2 separate regions of the Homo sapiens genome follow, and region 1 is linked to region 2. The links are chromatin loops, found by intact Hi-C in ENCODE. Cell type or tissue: mammary epithelial cell. All regions are shown on one strand. Links, peaks and the distances in the headings refer to the core of each region. The heading gives the core; the rest is flanking DNA.

Region 1 (7,274 bases), core at 1,031-6,030, 91 kb after region 2:
TGAGAAGACCAAGAAGCAAAAATCTGTGAATCAGTGGAGGGAGGAGGAGCAAAGGGAGTGAAGAAGGAAAGGGTTAAGATGATATAATGTAGGACTGCATTAGGAAATTCCACTGGGACCAGCCACCTAAGGGGAAGTCTTGAGATCAGGGAGGGGAGAGAAACCTGGAGAGCAGTTTCATGCTAAGCCTTGGGGTGTAGCAAACAACCTTGCAGGTGGGCCTTCATGCCTCAAGGACCAGGAGCAGAGAGAGTTCAAGCTGGTCCACCTAACCACTCTCTATCTAAGTGGGGAAGGGGGTGCTTGCATGAAGTGGGTTTTGGGAGGTTGAATTGCTGTTCTACCTCCTCCACTCCATCATTCATTGATTCATTCACTCATTTAACAGATACCCACTGAATGTCTACTGTATAGTAGGCAACATATGGGGCACAGAGTTTCACAAACATGGCCACACTCTTACAGAGCGTATATTCTCCAGAGGGAGATGGAGAAGTTAACAGTCTATGTGATATACTACCAAGCGTGATGGCCATAATGGGGGAAGCACACAGAGCTGTGGGATCACCAAGGAGGGGCTCTGCCCCCAATGCTGAGAGATTAGGGAGGCTTCCAAGAGGACTAGGCATCTATATGGAGAGCCAAAGGGCAAGAACTTAAGAGGTAAGAAGAAGGGAGGTGGTCCAGACAGAGAGAGATCAGAGTACTGGAGAGTGTCGATTACTTCTCTGGCCCAAAGCATTGCTTCTCAAGCCATCCGTAGTGAAGGACCAGTTCCTTACATTTCCAGTTCACCATGGATACTTTTGTAAAATACAGCGAAAGGGAATTACTATGAAAATGAGATGACAAAGACATTTTTAAATGTTCAGTTTTTAAATTATTAGACTAGATCCAATAGACATAAAACTACTTTATCAAATTGTTGTAAAAGCATGATTGATTGCTGAGCTTATCACACACCAATTACAGTTCATGAATCATCCCTGATTCACAGGCCACACTTTAAGGAGCACTTGCCTATAGCATACAGGAAAAAGAGAAAAATTACAGTCTAGAGGATTCTGGATGAAACAGACAAGGAAAAGAAGAATCAGTGAGCTGTTACCAGAAGCTCTTTCTGGGTGTAGGTCCATTCAGACTGCAGAAACCTGTGGTGAGAGAGTCATCATGCATCCGTCTGAATTGCAACCATTGAATTCTCACCACACCCAGTGTCTAACATTAGTTAATTTGGTGGAAAGTGGGACACAATCAGCGAAACAGAGGGTTTTAGAGGAAGCTGAAGAAGGAATTAGGGATAATCAACTTCCCCTTCCCACTCCAGCTTCAAAGCTTTTGTTAGTTTCTAAGAATCCTCTGACTCTGTAAAATAGACACCCCTTCCAATTCAATGGTTTCTGGTTAAAAGGGGAGGGGGGAGAAACAACAACAACAAAAAATGATAATAATAAAAAACAAGCAACCAAGCAAATAAACAACAAAAAAAACTTCCACAACTGCAAAAGCTTTCCCACACATCCATCTGCGTCTGCTTGCCTGGCTACCGCCTTGTTTCTCATTCTGGCTTCTGGCTGCAGAAGTTTTCTTTGCTGAGATGCACTCTCTGGCCCTCCTGAGCTGTGTTGCACATACCTCTTGTACATTCCCAAAATACTCTCCAATCACAGCACTTACCACTCTTTATTTAACTGTCCCCTCAAATTCATCCTACATTGGACTGTGACTTCCTGCGGTTATATTCCACTGCAATTCAGAGAATGGTACATGGTAGCTACTCCGTAAATCACTGTTTGTTAAATGAAAGCATGCATAACTCCCTTGAACTAGGAAGAAAGTAATGTCAATTTTAGAATGTGAAGAATGACAGGCATCTGGAGATGTCTGGAGAGGAAGGGCATTCCAAGGGAAGCAAGCTGCATGCACAATGGCATAGAGATATTAAAAGACATGTTTGAGGAATCTCAAGGGAACATCTGAGAGAGTCAAAGAAAGGGAGTCACATTAATTTATGTTTTAGAGAAAATATATGAAGCATCAGCTTTCTAACATGTGATTGAGTATAAAATTAATGAAACATTTCAGTAAATGAAACAGTAAAATTTCTCCCAAAGTTTGTAACTCATTGTTTTTCATTTAGTCACTCATTTAGCACATTTGCTCATTTAATAATCATTCCATTGCATCCATCAAATCTGTTTTTGAAGTAGGAAACATAAATAAGAAATAAATTGCCCACTCACTTAGCTAAGTAACACACGTTACCACTATATGTGTAGTATATTTTCTCAGCAGCAATAAAATAGGAAAGAAAAATTACTTCATCAGTTAAACAAGCATGCACTAAAAAAATGCCCTGGTTTCTTTCTCTCTCTCTCTCTCTTTTTTTTTTTTTTTTTTTTTTTTTGAGACTGAGTCTCACTCTGTCACCCAGGCTAGAATGCAGTGGCACGATCTCAGCTCACTGCAACCTCCACCTCCCAGGTTCAAGCGATTCTCATGCCTCAGCTTTCTGAGTAGCTGGCCCACCACCATGCACAGCTAATTTTTTTTTTTATTTTTTCTTTTAGTAGAGATGGGGTTTCACCATGTTGGCCAGGCTGGTCTCGAACTCCTGGCCTCAAGCGATCCTCCCACCTAGGCCACCCAAAGTGCTGGGATTACAGGCGAGAGCCACTGCTCCCAGCCTGCTTGGTTTCTTAAGGATTAAATCAAAGGAGGTAGTTGAAGATATATACAACCTTCTTAATCCCTGCAAAGTCAGTAGGAAATCCAACCCTTTAATTTCTTCCCTAGAACAAAGACATGGTGAATCATAGACCTACTTATATTTAGAAGCAGATTTATAATTATACATACTAGTAAGACCTTCCCAATCAAATTAATGGAATGTCACTGGATCACCATTAGCTACAACTAAAAGGTGACAAAAGCATGATAAGTGAATTTAGAGCGTAAGTTATCTAGCTTGGAAATTTGCCACCTCCACAATTGTTCTTAAAATCGTATTTGGCTCACAGATATGATGATGGCGATGATAACAATGATGATTATACAATGATGCAATACCTAGTAACACAGCTGCTTCTTGAGCAATGCTCCCAAATCTCTAAAGCAGATGATTCAACTTGGTTTATTGTGGAGATTCAGCAGATATTACTTGTTTTTTCCTTGCTTTATTTAACTGCACAGCAACAATTTCCTCAAGAGTCATTTCCTGTGGTAAGTTTAAATCCCCTTAAAATGAACTAACCCTGTCCCTTGAATCATAGTCACATTGTTTTGCTTTCTAAGAAATAAAACAACTGAGAATTTCAAGATCTCAGTTTCCTCATTTGCAATGGAAGGGGGTTTAATTAGGTTTTGTGATTTGTTTGTTTGTTTTACTGTTACAGAGCAGTGGTCCATATTTTGGGGGTATATGTGATATTTTGACACATGGATACAATGTGTAATGTTTATTATACCAGGGCAATTGGGATATTCATCACTCCAAACATTCACCCCTTCTTTATGTTGTGAACATTCTAATTCTTCTCTTCTAGCTATTTTGAACTATACCACAAATTATTGTCAATCATAGTCATCCTACTGTACTATCAAAAACTAGATCTTATTCCTTCTAACTGTATCTTTACAACAATTATAATTAGAGTTTTTTTTTTTTTTTTGAGACCAAGTCTCGCTCTGTCACCCAGGCTGGAGTGCAGTGGCTCCATCTTGGCTCACTGCCAGCTCTGCCTCCCGGGTTCACGCCGTTCTCCTGCCTCAGCCTCCCGAGTAGCTGGGACTACATGTGCCCACCACCATGCCTGGCTAATTTTTTTTTTTTTTTTTAGTAGAGACAGGGTTTCACTGTATTAGCCAGGATGGTCTTGATCTGACCTCGTGATCCACCCGCCTCAGCCTCCCAAAGTGCTGGGATTACAGGTGTAAGCCACCATGCCTGGCCATAATTAGAGATTTTTAAAGGTATCTTTTAACTCTAAGAAAAAAACAGCAATCATGAAATACTCTGTAACAAACACCAAAGTAGATATATGTTATATATATAATTTTGTTTAATTCTTCTGAAAACCATTTTGGGATTGGGGGGAATTTTATTACTATTATTATAATTTTCTAGTCAAGAGAACAGAACTAACTTTAGTCTTCATACCCAGTTAGAAGTAGGGTTGGATTTCCAGTCTCTACCTGCTAAATCTCTATCTACCTCATACCCAAAATCATACCTTCAAGTTCTGTCTCCCATTCAACATTCCATAAGACCATGATTATACAGTTTTTAAGAATTTTCAGGGTAGCAATTTAGAATGCCAGCCATTTGGAGTTTGCAACATGCTGTTTTATATTTTTAATAGCTTTCTTTATATTCTTTCTTTTAGAGCAAGAAGTCTCTGTTCTCCAACCAGTGACCCAAACATTACCTTGTGTACAATAGCGATGCGTGTATAGACCTCCAACACATGATGGATAAGAACACATTCTCCCCTCTCACACACCAAGGACATGGGCTGCATTTCTCTGAGTATCTCTGTTTACCTTTTATTCCATATAATACCTGATCACAGTGTAAGTTTTTGATGTCAGGGAAATAATGATTACTGTTGTATTAGTGCAATTTATAAAACACATGTCTATAACAGTATATCTCTACCCTATAAAAAAAATTTCATACATAAAGGAAGACAAATAGTCAAGCATAAGGCAAAATATGAGAAGTCCTTTAAGAAAGCTACAAAATACCACAGAATTCCAATAAGTTAAACAATATGATGTTTGACAGAAAACAAAATCTAATCCATGTTAGATTCATTGACATGAAATGAAATTCTTAGTGTAGTAGGCTTAGACTTGGAAATAGAAAGCAACAGCTCTAATTCTAGTGCTCTTCACTAGATGCATGATCTGGAACAAGTGATGGAAGGCCCATGTCTCTAAGTTTTCTCATTTGACAAGTAAGAGGTTTCTATTAGATTGGTGATTTTTAAACTTGCTGCATTCTTCCATGGTATTTGGGGGTTATGTTAGAGGGGACAAAGAGAGAGGTAGTAGGATGAAGGTGAGTCTCTAGAGTTCAGTGCTTCTACTTTAAGCACTACTATCATGCTTTGCTTTTTTATCTGTTTGCAAATTTGATCTGTTTGCTGGACATACACACAGATTGCTCTTTCAGTAAAGCATTCAGTATTATGACATAATTGTTGTCAAGCACTATACTGAATAACCACCAGATTTCTTATTGTATGAGTCTTCATGAAGATGACATCATGTGTAATTTGTTGCTCAATCCCAGTTATCACAATGGTGGTTTCCTCAGTTTTTCAGGAGTTCCCCTTTCCTGTTTCTGAGGCTACTGAGTGAACTAGGGGATTCCTGGCAGGAAGCACCAGGAGCACTGAGGGGATGGCTTCTCCACAGCTAGTGTATGCACCCTATGGTGGTCGGGGAGTTCCAGCCTCATTTTGGCTGGGAAAAGATGACCTATATTCCATTTGTCCTAGAAAATGCCTCCTTTTCTTATTTCCCTTGCCTCTGCAGGCATCAGAAGTCCTGTGGGAAAGAGAGAATTTGGGTTTTCCTGAGAAATTCATTCACTTCCCCTTTTCTGTTTGCATTAGTGTGATACTCCATTTAGATGGGGAAGTTGTGGTTAAAAATTAAATTGAGAGAGGAGAATGTGTTCTTATCCATCATGTGTTGGAAGTTTGTACACACATCTCTATCGTACATAAGGTCACTGTCTTCTGTGTAATTGCAGCACTTTGTATGAATCTCTTACAGCACAAATTAAAGGTACCATGCATGAATAATCTGCTGGCCTATTTTTCCTTTCTCCAGCCTAAGTGACTGGAAATATTAAGAAAATATTTGTTGAATGGAGGAAGACATATATGAATGGATAAATACAGCCTAGTCCCCTGGATTAAATGTGTTCAAGCATTCATGGAGAAAGTATTACTAAATGTAGTAAAGAAAAAAATCTGGCTACTCTACTGAAGAGGAGGAAGCTCTGAGACTTCATGAAGAGAGAGAGAGGGAGACCCTGGTATCCCTGCTGATCCCAGCCTTCCAATCTTCTCCACCAAAGCACCAGACCTGTGATGAAGCCAGAACATCTTGGGTGTTCTAGCCCCAGTCACGATCTGACTGCCGCCAAAAAAGATATTCCAAACAACCAAATTGTTCAGCTGAGATCCAGTAATAGAATCCTGTTAATTATTATTGTTTTGAGACACTAAATCTGCAGTGGTTTGTTATAAGCTAAATATACACAGGAGAGGCAACCAAGTAAGCAAAGAACAAATAATATCCCACAAGGTAGAAGGCTAAGCAGGGTCGATACGATGCGTAGAATCTACATGGAAGACCTTTCCCACCACTTCCGGGAAAATGAAATGAAGCTCATCCTTAACAGAAAGAACGGCAGAGATCTTTATTATGGCACTCACACACACACAGAAAAAACATAATGGAAAAAAAACCAATTGGGTCACTTAGGGCAACAGAATTCATTTTTCCTGCAGATATATTAGTATCAGTTACCACTTGCAGATAGTCAAAAAGAGGGAAAATCCTGGCCAACATGGTGAAACCCCATCTCTACTAAAAATACAAAAATTAGCTGGGCATGGTGGTACGCAGCTGTAGTCCCAGCTACTCGGGAGGCTGAGGCAGGAGAATCGCTTAAACCCAGGAGGTGGAGGTTGCAATGAGCCAAGATCACACCACTGCACTCCAGCCTGACCACAGAGCAAGACTCTGCCTCAAAAAAAAAGAGGGAAAAGAAAACTTAGAGTAATATCAAAAGGAAGTCTCTTGGGGGCACCAGAACAAAGACTCATCTCCACACCTTCTTCTTTGAGATACCTGCTGCTAAATTACTGGATGCGTATGTTTCATCTTCCACATAGATGATGTCAAGATGACAGCAGAGGCCATGTTCTTGTGTGGGGCATAGCTGCTTTAATCATTTGCAATGCCTAGTACAGTGTTCTGTAAATAGTAGGCCCTAAGTAATCAATAGCTGATGAAATGTCTGGCTAACTGACCCATCTTTTAATCATGTAGATCATTAGGTCAACAGTGTCCAATAGAAATGTAATAAAAAGACTGAGTGTAATGGCTCACGCCTGTAATCCCAACCCTTTGGGAGGCCGAGGCTGGAGGATCACTTGAGCCCAGGAGTTCAAGACTAGCCTGGGCAACATAGTAAGACTCCATCTCTACAAAAAAAAAGTTACCTGGGCTTGGTGGTGTGCACCTATAGTCCT
Region 2 (7,274 bases), core at 1,496-6,495:
GGCAAGCTGACTTTCTGGAGAAATTCTGATGATACATACAAGCTCTGCAAGAGGATTTGAAGATTGTGTTGTAGTCAAGAATGTACAATGAAATTACTGTATGCATCAGTGTAGAAAAAAATTCCTTTTTAAAAGAATTATAAAACCATAGCTTTATAAATCAGTGGACAGTGGCTTACAGAGAGATCTATCAGATGTGTTTACATCACATCTTATCCACTTTTTTTTTTTTTTTTTTTGAGACAGAGTCTCACTCTGTCACCAGGCTGGAGTGCAGTGGCACGATCTCAGCTCACTGCAACCTTCACCTCTCAGGTCAAGTGATTCTCCTGCCTCAGCCTCCTGAGTAGCTGGGATTACAGGTGCCAGCCACCACACCTGGCTAATTTTTGTATTTTTAGTAGAGATGGGGTTTCACCATGTTGGCCAGTATGCTCTCGATCTCTTGACCTCATTATTCACTTTTTTTTAACGGCTCAAATCCTTTGGCATTGCTATGTTCATATTTGTGTATTCCTTTTTTATAGCTCTGATAGCTTTAATTTTCTAAGCAGTCTGTCTATCAGATATGCACATCTACTGTGCTTGAAGTATAGTGCAACTCATCAGTAATAATGTGTACTAGTTATGACTTGTTGACATTTCCACTATAAACTTTAATTTTGAATTGTTTATGCATTATAACTGTGGATTTCTATAGTATTGGACTGAAAGTTGACAGGATTTCAGCCACCACTTATGAATTTTGATTTAGATTCATTATGTGTATCAGAATCTTCTTTTTTTTAAATAAGAGATGGAAAGCATTTCTTGTAATCTGCTCTTTAACAAAGAATTTTTTTTAAACAGTTTGTTGGGCAGCTGATAGTGTGAACCAGGTCATTTTTGTATTAAGTAAAAATAAAACTTTGAGAAACTTGAATTTTAAAAGTAATGACAATGCTTACGTTAGTATTATTTGTAATATGAATCATTTACATCTAATAAGAATGTTAGTTGAGAATGTTTCCTTAAAGTTTTATACCCTATAAATGAAGGCCCAGGAAAAATAACGTATAAGATGAAACAGCAAACGCTTAAAATTCCTGCTTATTTTATTAGATAAAAGTAATTTGAGTGCTTACCTAATTAAAAAAAAAAGATTGTAGTTGTTTCATGGTGAAACAGTCCTTCAGAATATATCGTCTGCTATATTGCAGGAAGTGAAGGTGTGGCTTGTCTCAACCTGTTGCAAATATCTTGAAAGGCAGAGTTCCGGGCAGTGACTGGTTATACAAAGTCCACAATTTTGATAAGTTAGAAAATCTGCTCTGTGACTCACTGTGTGATCTTAGACAAGTTATTGACCTCTTTGACTCTCAGGGAAAACAATACCTGCCTTTTAGATTTGTTCTGAGAATTAAGTAGGTAAAGCCTCTGACACTTAGTAGGCTGAAATAAATAAAGAAAGAAACTTATTTCTTCACATCTCAACTTCTTCTGGACCCAGAATTTCCCAGTTTTGCTGCTCTCCTCCTCACTAAGTACATTCATCCCCTAATAACCACTCTGACTTGTCGAGAAGGAAGAGAACTCATGTGGTCACTCTTCGTTTTCCCCATATTGCCCTCATTCCCAACTGCTTAAGCCCATCCAAAGTTAGACATAACTCATTTTTTTTTGGCCCTCATTCTAGCTATCTGATGGCTATGAATAATCATGTTTATTATTTTCTGAGAAGTTCTTACATAATTTCTGTTACCTATATCAAGCCCATAAAATAGACATTTAAATGGCCATTTTTAAGAGTGAAGAAAAAGGGGCACAGAGAAGATAAGCAATTTGTTTGGTGTCAGAGCTACTGAGTACAGAAACTAGGATTCTAACTGGGGGCTGTTTAACCCCAAAACCCATGCTTTTTCTACTATAGCACTTAGATTCTTTTGGCTGATAATCTTGTAGTTAACAAGGAATATGTTTTGATACTATTTGGCCCAATTATTAGGTACAAAATGTAAAAGTTGGTAAATTATCAACATCCTCTGTAATTTTTGGAGCAGTCAAGTTACCATGAGAATACTAAGAGAGATGTGAACGTAAGTGAGGTTTGAGGAGAGGTTTTTCCACTTATTCTCTAAATTCATGATCTTGAACAGCATGTTCCCATCTTATAATTGAATAAAATATGACTTTCAAAACAAAAAAGGATTGTGAAATGTGTATCAAACCACAAAGGTACTGGATTGGATGTGTATGCTCAGAACCTTAGAGTTGGATTTTGTTGACGTTGATGAGTGCTTACAAATTCACAGTCAGAAAGATTTTGTTCTTTTCCCAGGATTTGGAATATTTACTAATCTTCGTGAATGAGGAGGCTTTGTATTTTTGAATCATAGTGACACATAATGACTGCACATAGACTTGGGTCCTAACTGGGTCACATTCGGGCAGCACCAGTGGAAGATGATGGGCAGAGAAGACCAAGCTTAAAGAGAGGGGAAGGAAGTTAGAAAAATGATGAGAGGTACCCCGAAAATTGATGCTAATTATCCATTAGACACTGAGTTAAGAGACATTTCCAGGTTTCTGTTTTCAAGAATATGAAAATTTGAAAGATAAAATTTATAGAAAGGGTTAAGTCCAGGCCAAGAAAGTGTTATAAACAGATAAGAAGCAGGAGTTGAGATAAGTCTAAAGACTGCAAACTCTTATTTCTGTTTGTTCTGGTTTTGATTGGACAATGTTTGTACATCTCTGCTACTTACCGTCTACGTGAACTTGAATAAACCTTTTGACTTTTTCTGATCAATTTATTTATCTGTGAAATGGAGATATAATCTTTACCTTGCAATGTGGGTGTAAAGATTAGACATAATATATGTAACGTGTTGGGTACATAACTGATGATCAATATATGGTGGTTTTCCTCTTTCTTAAAGGACAGTTGTATATACATATAACTTATATATATGTGTGTGTGTGTGTGTGTTTTCATATATATATATATATATATATGTTGGGCATGGTGGCTCATGCCTGTGATCTCAGCACTTTGGGAAGCTGAAGCGGGTGGATTGCTTGAGGCCAGGAGTTCAAGACCAGCCTGGACAACATAGTGAAACCCTGTCTCTACTAAAAATACAAAAAATTAGCCTGGCGTAGTGGCACATGCCTGTAACCTCAGCTACTCAGGAGGCTGAGGCATGAGAATCGCTTGAACCCAGGAGGTGGAGGTTGCAGTGAGCCGAGATCATGCCACTGCACTCCTGCCTGGACAACAGAGCGAGACTCTGTTTCAAAAAAAATAAAATAAAATGAAATAAAAAATAAGTTATATATATATTTATGTTCTTAAAGGACAAGTTATATATATATAACTTGTGTGTGTGTGTGTATATATATATAATATATATAGTGTGTACATATATATAATAGTGTGAACCAGTTCACTTTTGTATTAAGTAAAAAACAAAACTTTGAGAAACTTGAATTTTAAAAGTAATGACAATGCATAGATATATATATATTGTGTTCTTTAAGAAAGGAGAAAACTATCATGTATATATATGTGTACATGTATGCATACACATATGTAGACATATACACACATATATGTGTGTATATAAACGTATATATGTCTGTTTGACCACATTACACACTCTGAGAAGATTCAAAGTCATTAATTACCAAAAACTATAAAATATAATGAAAGTTTAGAACCCTGGTTCCATTCTTTCCACCACATGGGTTAATGTGGAATAAGCTGGCTCACCAACAGCAGCTCTATGGAGTTGTATGAGTGAGCTCTGCCTTGGTGTACATCCAATCTTAATTTTAGCTGTTACTACAACACAAACTTTCATTCTGTCATTCTTACATAATGTGACCCATTCAAAGGATGTGTCAGCATTCATGAAGTCATGACTCAGAAGACGATGAGCTGTGTCAGAGCTGAGGTGAAGCGGCGCCTAGGACCATTACCACAGATTTGTCAGGGCAACGAGCATTACTGGTTAAAACTATTTGAAGAAATCTAACCTCTGGAATGAAGCACTTATGAATTCCGGAGTTTAAGCAAAAATTATGTGAGTAGCAAAAGAAGAGGTCATTGAGCCAAGGAAATACCCAGGACTCATCCTTTACAGAGATGCTTAAGCCATGGAATTAAGAGACAATTTTACAGTGAGAAACTGAATGTACAAATGGACAACTGCCAGATCATATATATATAACTTTGACCCACAACCTGCGGCAAACTGCCCAGGAAACCAATCCTCTTGTCTACAATAAATAGGCGAATTTATTGTCTACAATAAACAGGCCAGCCTGCTGCAAGTCAGATTTGCACACTGCCAGATTGTTACCTCTAGTGACAATCCAGGAAGCTAAACAATAACTTCTATCACAATTGGCCCCAAATGACCAAGAGTTGATTAATAACTGACAGCATCCCTAATTTTTGTCCCTGCTTCCAACTTAGAGAAAGATATGCCCTCCTAACCAATCACACAGGATGCCTACAGCTAGTTAGCCTCCCTATAGCATCCCCATTCCAAAGCCTCCAGTTTATCCCCATTTTTTTCCACTATAAAGCTTTCCTTCTCCTTCACCTGTCTTTGAGTCTCTGCCAAAACACAAGCAACAGTAGCTGACACCCTTGCTATGGCAAGCTCTGAATAAACAGCCTTTGCTTCTTCCTATTTAGTTGGTCTTTGTTTATTTCCACACCAGACAAAGATCTGCCAAGTCATAAAGAAAGGACCCCAACCTTAACTACAGACTAGCTCATTCCAATTCTTCCCAATTCACAAGCCTCAATGCCAAGCCATGCCTTTCTACTCTTGCCTGTCCTTTTTCTGTCTGTAATATCACTTTCCTTTCTTAATTCTTTTTACTTATATCTGCAGTCCTTCGGGTTGCCCTTGTGCCTCACTTGGAAGATTATAACAGCCCCTGAAATAGTCAACTTCATTTGCTTCACATTCTAATCCATCTCAATCACTGCCACCAGATAAATCTCACAGAAACACAGTTCTGATGTCATTTATCTGATCAAGAGCAACACATAGAAAATTTTCAGTCTAAGAGGACAATTCCTTAGTAGCCACTGAAGCAGCCTTTCCCAAACTTGCACTAGAGCACATAAAATGAAAAGCTTTTTTTAAGAATGATTTTTCCAGTTTTTATAAAAACAGTGAAGTTATATTAGAAAAAATATTCAGAAGCCTGTCTATGTTTGTCTCACGAAACCTGAAGAACCTCTTGTCATCTGAAAGATCTAGAAAGATATTTGTTCTCAGGGTCCAGGACATATATTTTTCTATCAACTATAATAGAAAACACTGAAGCTGTATCTCTACTGAACAGGTTTTGATATTGGAAGAGAGAAAAACGATTGTGAACTGAGTGTCATATTCACCTAAGATATTTCCCATAGGATATTTTAACAAAAGACATTCTCAGACATGCTGGAATCAGTAAATTTCACTCCTGAACCACCTTTGGAAAACGTTTACATAAAGACACACAATTGCCAACTGGCTAAAAGCGAACATTTCCAGAATGCATAGGTCAGGCTATGAAAAGCTTAATGGAGCTACGTTTACTGAACTTGTTTGAAAAAGTCAGTTTTCTGATTGAAAAGTGTCTTTTCAGGATTTGACAGCCTGGAGTTAAGCTTTATCCGTAATGTTTTTCATACCTGTTCTCCTGCTTCCACTCTAATCCTCATATGAGAAAAATTGTTTATCAAGCATCATTATTTTACCCTACAACCAGATGAAATATACTGCCTGTTGGAGAACCACTGAAAACTTTATGTTACTCTGTTTTACATAACTGGAATATTTGTGCCAAGAATATTACAAAATGCTCTTTCCCTCCATAAAAACAGAGTTGCCTGGAGCCACATAAAAGCTATTGTCATTCTCAAAGTATTTAAGTGATAGATTTCAACATTTTTACCACTCATGTGGAGTGATCTGAGTCATTATGCTTTTATAAATGAAAAAAGACTGAGCCATCACGTGCAGAAATTACCTGTGCCTCATCCCTTTTCTATTCTAATTCCCCTTCCAACTAGAATGTTTGAAAGTTTCTATGGCAAATAGGCATAAAAATCAGAATATATAGTCTGATTTCAACTATGAAAACCTATGTGATATGAAAAAGTGCTCAACATCACTGATTATCAGAGAAATGCAAATCAAAACTACAATGAGATATCATCTTATCCCAGTAAAAATGGCTTTTTTCCCAAAAAACAGGCAATAACAAATTCTGGCAAGGATGTGGAGAAACGGGAACCCTCATACATCCTTGGTGAGGATGTAAATTAGTACAACCACCATGGACAACAGTACGGAAGTTTCTCAAAAAACTAAAAATAGACCTACCATATGATCCAGCAATTCCACTACTGAATATTTATCTAAAGGAAATGAAATCAACATGTCAAAGAGATATTTACACTTCCATGTTAACTGCAGCACTATTCACAATAGCCAAGATTTGGAAGCAACCTGTGTCCGTCAACAGATGAATTGATAAAGAAAACATAGTACATATACACAGTGGAGTCCCATTCAACCATGAAAAAGAACGAGACCTGTCATTTGCAACAACATTGACGGAACTGGAGGACATTACATTAAGTGAAATAAGCAAGGCACAGAAAGACAAACTTCACATGTTTTCACTTATTTGTGGGATCTAAAAATTAAAACAATTAAATTCATGGAGATAGAGAGTAGAATGAGGGTTACCAGTAGCTGAGAAGTGTAGTGGGGGGTAGTGGGAGTGGGTATGGTTAATGGGTACAAAAATATAGTTAGAATGAATATTATATAGTATTTGATAGCACAACAGGGTGACTACAGTCAACAATTTATTGTACATTTTAAAATAACTAAACAATAAGTTGGAATGTTTGTAACACAAGGAAGTGATCAATGCTTGAGGTGATGAATACCCCCATTTACCCCAATGTGATTGCTACATATTGCATACCAGTATCAAAATATTTTATTGTTAGGCATAGTGGCTCATGTCTGTAATCTTAGCACTTTGCGGGGCCAAGGTGGGCAAATCACTCAGGCCTAGGAATTTGAAACCAGTCTGAGCAACATGGCCCTATAATTCAGATGGAATATGTTGCCTTGTTAGTACTTCTGTCCAGCTAGTGATATTCAAAATTGTGGAAAATATAGATGAAATTTTATAAACTCCCATGATCAGCATGATGTGAAAAAGAATACACAGGTATAAAGAAATTAGAGGAAATACATAGTTAATAC

The links. A loop is a pair of places that touch in the nucleus more often than their neighbours do. Peaks named below come from ENCODE experiments on the same cell type or tissue, not always from the same donor. Only the 100,000 strongest peaks of a DNase experiment are listed, where the experiment ranks them.
Region 1: a loop joins it to region 2, with 7 times the contacts of the local background. A loop is called at or near these places in 1 of 110 quality-filtered maps.

Annotation. Positions count from the first base shown.
Region 1 is chr11:102,756,388-102,763,661 of GRCh38, reverse strand. No RefSeq gene overlaps it. Among named protein-coding and RNA genes, the nearest start is that of MMP10, 21 kb to the left of the region's middle. In mammary epithelial cell, for the core only: no CTCF peak of the experiment used is centred there; DNase peaks (open chromatin) are centred at 1,091, 3,131 and 5,291; H3K27ac peaks cover 2,083 bases.
Region 2 is chr11:102,848,162-102,855,435 of GRCh38, reverse strand. LOC124902741 (a long non-coding RNA gene) reads right to left here and starts at 2,963. Exons shown (of 3, transcript XR_007062868.1): 1 at 1,125-2,963. In mammary epithelial cell, for the core only: no CTCF peak of the experiment used is centred there; DNase peaks (open chromatin) are centred at 3,885 and 5,915; H3K27ac peaks cover 3,509 bases.